Linked DNA regions of Homo sapiens: region 2 is linked to region 1. Evidence: chromatin loops called from intact Hi-C (ENCODE). Cell type or tissue: mammary epithelial cell. All regions are shown on one strand. Each heading gives the region's core, and the rest is flanking DNA. Links, peaks and the distances in the headings are about the cores only.

What was found. A loop is a pair of places that touch in the nucleus more often than their neighbours do. Peaks named below come from ENCODE experiments on the same cell type or tissue, not always from the same donor. Only the 100,000 strongest peaks of a DNase experiment are listed, where the experiment ranks them.
Region 2: it touches region 1 in a loop (4-fold over the local background); 4 of 110 quality-filtered maps call a loop at or near these places.

The regions. Positions count from the first base shown.
Region 1 is chr14:104,966,389-104,969,290 of GRCh38, forward strand. The region is part of intron 1 of AHNAK2 (AHNAK nucleoprotein 2); the gene reads right to left. Among named protein-coding and RNA genes, the nearest start is that of AHNAK2, 11 kb to the right of the region's middle. RefSeq lists enhancers at 978-1,711, 2,447-2,902. In mammary epithelial cell, for the core only: a CTCF peak has its summit at 1,223; DNase peaks (open chromatin) are centred at 1,273, 1,603, 1,973 and 2,563; H3K4me3 peaks cover 2,071 bases; H3K27ac peaks cover 2,304 bases.
Region 2 is chr14:104,747,703-104,750,604 of GRCh38, forward strand. It overlaps LOC107987209 (a long non-coding RNA gene), which reads right to left. Exons shown (of 3, transcript XR_001750915.3): 3 at 1-1,071. Among named protein-coding and RNA genes, the nearest start is that of SIVA1, 4.0 kb to the right of the region's middle. In mammary epithelial cell, for the core only: a CTCF peak has its summit at 1,653; a DNase peak (open chromatin) is centred at 1,669.

The DNA.
Region 1 (2,902 bases), core at 196-2,695:
ACAGGCCCCTTCTCCCTAACCAGGCAGTGAAGGGGCAAGACCCTGTCTCCCTTCTGCACAGCTCTGTCCTGGCCACCTGGGCCCATCTCACTCACCTTTGCATTCAGACACTGCCCCACCACCTGACAGGGCCCCTGCTGCTCCCACCTGGACGCACCCCCAACCTGCACAGACAGAACTTGGCCAGCCCCACCGCTCTGCCTCCCAGATGGCTGCCAAACCCTCCACTCCTTGCCCACCTGCCCCCTCCCACTCCCTCCACGTGGCCCTGCCAGGGCTCCCCAGTGCACCCCACAACCCTGAGGGACCACCAGCTGGGGCCACCCCAGCCCCTCTGGAGCTGCCTGGAGCTCCAGCCACACCAGACCCACAACAAATTCGTGGGACGGGGTGGTGCCAAGGAAAGGGACAGGAATCTGGCCAGAGCCTGCCCACCGCTAAGCCAAGGGCAATGGCAGGTAAGCCACTCTCTGGCCTCAGTTTCCCTTCCTGCTCTGCCCAGACCCTGCCGCTCAATCCCCAAGGTGGGTAACATATGTGAAAACTGAGGCTGGGGGAGGGGAGCCACTTACCCAAGGGGACCCAGCCAGTAGGTGTGGAGCTGGGGCAACTACCTAGCAGGGCTGGGGGCAGAGGAGGGTCCCTGGGTCACTTGGCCCACAGCTGCTCCCCTGGCAGCAGGTGCAGCTGGGGTCATGAGTGGGGAGGGGCTCCACTGCCTCGGAGACCGGGTGTCCCAGGCCCTGCCTAGCACTCAGGGTGGGGCAGGTGTTCTGAGGCTGCCCAGAAACCCAGCCGCCTCCCCGTCCCTCCGCAGCCTCCCCAGCCAAAAAGCCCCACCCAGCTGGCAGGAGCCTGGATGGGTTGGGGGTGGGGGGCAGCTGCTGTGAGGCCCAAGAAAGGGTCAGGAGGGCAACTCCTCGGAGAAGGGACTCGCCAGGCAGGGAAACACAGGTCTGCTGGGCTGGGGGTGGGCACCACGGTCAAGGGCCCCTGAGCTGGGCACAGCCGGCTGCACTCCCAAATCTCTCCAGGGTAGTCTTGTGGGTGTTGGGGCCGGTGAGGGAGGGTGTCGACAGCAAGCCCTGGGCACACCCTGTGCTGGGAACCTGCATGGGGGAAGGAGGAGGAGACGTGACCAGCCCTGCTCCTGCTGGCCCTCGTGCCTGGTCCTGCCACTGGCCCACGCGGGACAGTCCCCAGCCCCACCCTCAGCCACCGCACTGGGAGCGGCTGTTCCTACACTGCCTGTAGTGGGGATGGAGTGCAGAGGCTCAGCGAGCGGCAGACCTGCCTCTGGCCACAGAGCTGCGCAGTGGGGACCCCTCCAGTCACTGGGCTGGCAGGAGCCTGGCCCAGGAACACAAACAGGAAGGGGGAAATCCTGCCCGCCTCGGGATAAGGCTGCGCAGCCAGGCTACCGGCCTCGGACCCGCGCCAGTCGGGAGAGAGAGGAAGGCCCCCAGTATCCCAGTCCCCCGCCAAGAGCACCGCCTCCCAGGCCCGAGCTCCTGAGGAAGCCCCGCCTCGGCCGCAGAGCGCAGGGGAGGCCGCCTTTGCCCGCCCGGCCTCCGGTTCTCCCAGACAGGCTCTGCAAGTGGCCCCATCACCTGAATCATGACACTGTTTGTTGACGGTCACCAAAGCCCCACTTCACAGAGGAGAATGTGGAGGTGACTCGCCTGAGCCAGGCCCAGCTGGTCAGGCCGTTGGCACCTGGTTCCTTCCCCAATGCCCTTCCCCCACTCCCCGGGCCCCCCAGCGCCCTGGCCTCAACACTACCATTAACATTCCTGCGGGTGAAAACTTGAACCTTGTGGAGGGACCCCGGGACCCAGGTCAGTCCCTTGCATGCCAGGGCAGGTGGGGGTGGTACCACAGTGAAAGCCGCAGAGGACACCCACCCTGGCCCAGAAAAGCTGCCTCCCCGAGAACTGGACTATCCTGGCGCAGGGCCTGAGCAGGCGGGGCCTCAGGCAGTGTGTCTGGGGGACGAGCAGATCCTGGCCGGGAGGCGGGGAGGGGCCGAGCGGGAGGGGAGAAGGAACACAGGCGGGGAGTGTGGCAGAGGCTCACCAACACCCCTGCTCCACAGCTGGGTCCAGATTGAGGACTCCCACCAGCCACCAGCTAAATGAGAGTTCTTGGAGGGTCCAGAACAGGTCCGTGGGGGGAGGAGGTGGATTTTGCTTAAACAAAATCCAAGTTTGCCTCTAAACTGGCAGCCCCAGGGCCCCATCTCTGGCCTCCAGGTGGGAGGGCATGGTTGGGTGCATTTGCAAGTCCCCAGGGCCCTGGGGGCTGGCAGGGAGGAGACTGGCTCTCCAGTGGCCGGAAAAGTCCATCCTGGGTGGGAGGAACGAATGGCCCACTCCAGGTTTGCAGGTGTGTGTGCACACGTGTGTGCTCACAGGATGTACGTGCTCAGGTGCTAGGGCGTGTGTGCACTTGTGTGTCTGGCCTGGGCTCCTCCCTCTGAACACCCATGGACAGCCCAGAGTGAGGCCATGGAGGCGGGAGCCCTGTGGGAGTCACTGCCCTCGGGCTGGAAACCTGGTGCCCACCCAGACACAGGCACACACAGCCGGCCGCACTTGGGCCTCACCCAGTCGTGGAACTTCATGAAGAAGGTGCCAAGCGGGCTGACTGTCATGAGACCTTCAGACTTCCCTGAGCAACATCCCCCGCCCCTCCCCGATGCTTCTTGAGATAACTCTCTCGGGATGAGCTCAGGCTCTTGCTCCTGCCTCTGTGTCTGCCTCCAAGGCTGCAGGAGGGCTGGGGAAGCCAGACTCAGTCCCCTAGACCTGGGAGCTGGGCTCCTTGCCCATCCAGCAGCCATTCCCCACTGCAGCCCAGCTGCACCCGTGAGGCTATTCACATCACCCTCTCCCGAAACAAC
Region 2 (2,902 bases), core at 144-2,643, 220 kb before region 1:
ACCATGCTGCCCAGGCTGGTCTCAAACGCCTGACCTCATGATTCACCCACCTTGGCCTCCCGAAGTGCTGGGATTACAGGTGGGAGGCACCGCGCCAGCGTGTTTAGTTTTTAAAATGATATTAAGGCCAGGTGCAGTGGCTCAGAGTTCGGAGTAAGTTTAGAAAAACAACTGCCCTTCCAGTATCCTTTCAAAGACAGGGAATCCTACAGAGACGCCAGTCTGGCGGGGTTAGACCCTGACTTTTGAGCACTGTGGCTGTCAGCTGGTCTCGCTAGCCCAGGAAGTTCAGCAGGCTCTACTGACACGGCAGGGGCCTGGGGGCATAGGCTGGGTTATGAGATTCCTGTGACTCCAGGGATGCAAGCAACTTTTCTAGACAGTACCAAGAACAGCCCTCAGTGACTTGAGCGGCAGGAAAGCCATGCAACTGCACGGCTCTGCCCCAGGCCACGGGCGCTTCCTTCCTCAGGCCGGAGTCCCTCAGCAGCACTAGCCACCTTGAGATGGGGTGGGACACACAGGCAGAAGCCAGCCTTTGAGTATTCCCAGATGCTCTCCTTTCATAACACAGCAAGAGAGACAAAAAGGGAGCCCCGAGGCAGGGGTAAGCTCCTGGGGAGAGGGGGCTGCGGGCTTTCTCTACTCAGCCCTCACATCTACACTGGGCCCTCAAAGTCAAGTCATCTAAATTGAAATTTGAGAGCTGCAAAATAGGTTTTCAAACCTCTGTTTTGTAGTAGCTGCTAAATCTTCCACCAGAACACAAGTTGTCATCGTTTTCTTTCCTCTCGGGATGGAAGGCAGGCGTTTCACAGGGTAAAAAGACACCAACGCAGAGGGGAAATACTTCTCCCCCAGCACCAACTCACTCACTTCCACGTGAACCAGAGACAAGAGGCTCTGGCGTCTGAGCGGTGGGTTAGTGCAGACAGGCAGGTCAATCATTCGGGTCTCCACCCCCTTCTTCTCAGTAGCAGATGTTTGGAGGGTCTGAGTGGTTATAGTAAGGGGCTCTCTCCACTTTTCATCAATAACACAGCCCCAGTGTAGATGGGGTCAGAGTGGTCTCTGTTGAATACATGGGTAAAAGACAAATTAGTGATAATTGTAGTGAATTCTTATCATTTTATGACAATATTTATTCAGAATGGCATCCATTCTGAATAAAAGTGGGACTTTCTGGTACAGAAGCAGGGCTCAGTCATTCTTGACAGTTTCTAGCTCCTCACCTCCTCCCAGTTGCCCAGGGTGGTCCACCCAGATCTCTGCTTTATACACCTGCCAGCTGGTGACCAGCTCCCTATGGGACACCTGGATACAACCTACTGGACTCAGCCCCTGGCCCCCACACCCCTCACGGACTGTGCAGACGTGCCACAGTGACCACCACCCAGTCACAGCAAGATGCCATGAAGCTGATGCCTGCCGGCTCGAAATCACACCCCACAGGAAATGCACTTGAGTAACAACACCCTGGACCTGAATACAGATTTGGTGCACAGGCCGCTGGCTCGCTCCCCACCATCTGGCTGGGCCTGCCTGTTCCCCGTGGCTCCCCCTCCCCACTGGCCTGTGAGGAACGCTGCCTCCTCGCTCCCGCCCGGTTGAGTCACACACCTGCTCTGCAGTTTCATGTGTTCTGCTGTGCTGCCTCCTCCAGCTCTCACCTGACCCTTGCACCCAAACCTCACTCTCCTGGTCAGGACTCTCCCAGAGAGACCATCATGATAGGAATGAACTGATCACTGCTCAGACAAAAGCCACAGGCTGCCTGCCAAAGCCTAGAAGCAAGCTGCTGGTGAGAGGAATGCCAGCACAGCTGGATACACAGGCCTGAGGCCATCAGCCAGGGTCAGGAGGCATCCCACGAGAGCACACACTGTAACCCCATGCCCACCGCCCCCAGAGCCCCATCAGGGAAGGGCCAAAGTTTACAGCCACTCTCCAGGAGAGACCTCAAGACGAATTAGAGGAAAACTATGACAATGATTTTGTTTAATGATAATTTTCCTTTTTCCTAGCACTCTGGAAAGCTGCCAGTTTCTTTACAAGTTAACCATCAATCTGATGCAGGGCAGGTGAGCCCCAAAATTGGGGCTTAACCCTGGAGGGTTCATGGCTTCACCCAGGAAGGCATTCAAGGGTGAGCCAGTGGTGTTAGCCAGGCAAGTTTGTTAAAGCAGCAGAATCCTACCCAGCAACCTCTGAGGAACCGGCATGTGGCCTGGGGGACAGCCCCACTCCATAAGCTGCCCGATGTTCTGTATCTGTCCACGATGGTGATGAGACCCTAGGAGAGTTGCAAGTCTGAACACAGGGAAATCTTTAGAAATCCCCACGATCCATAAGATTGAAAACAATCCTCCTCTCTGAGAACTTCATCTATTTCTGGGATAAACCAAATCTGTGTTTAGTCACACGTGACTCCAACTGAGTAACTTTCAAGTCATTTCCCTAAGGCAGAAAAAATTCTCCATTATGCCAGCAAAGTGGCAAGGAAGAGCCAAGAATGCTTGATCCCATCCCCACCACAGGGAACCCTGCACGGCAGGAGGAGAAAGGACATCTAAGCTGGAGACTGGTAAGGTTTCAGCCACCCATGGCTAGGAAAGCATACACTGCCTCTGAGGGGGCGTGGGCAGCTGCAACACGGGAGTCACGTGGGAGGGGTTTGCGGGACTCCAGGCATCACCTCTTCACACCGGAGGCAACACCGATGGAGTCGTGAGAACATAGTCCAGGTGTGTCCAGAATTGGTGGGTTCTTGATCTCACTGACTTTAAGAATGAAGCACTAGGTCCTCACAGTTGACTGTTACAGTTCTTAAAATTGTTATGTCTGCAGTTTGTTCCTTCTGATGTTTGGACGTGTTTGGAGTTTGTTCCTTCTGGCAGACTCA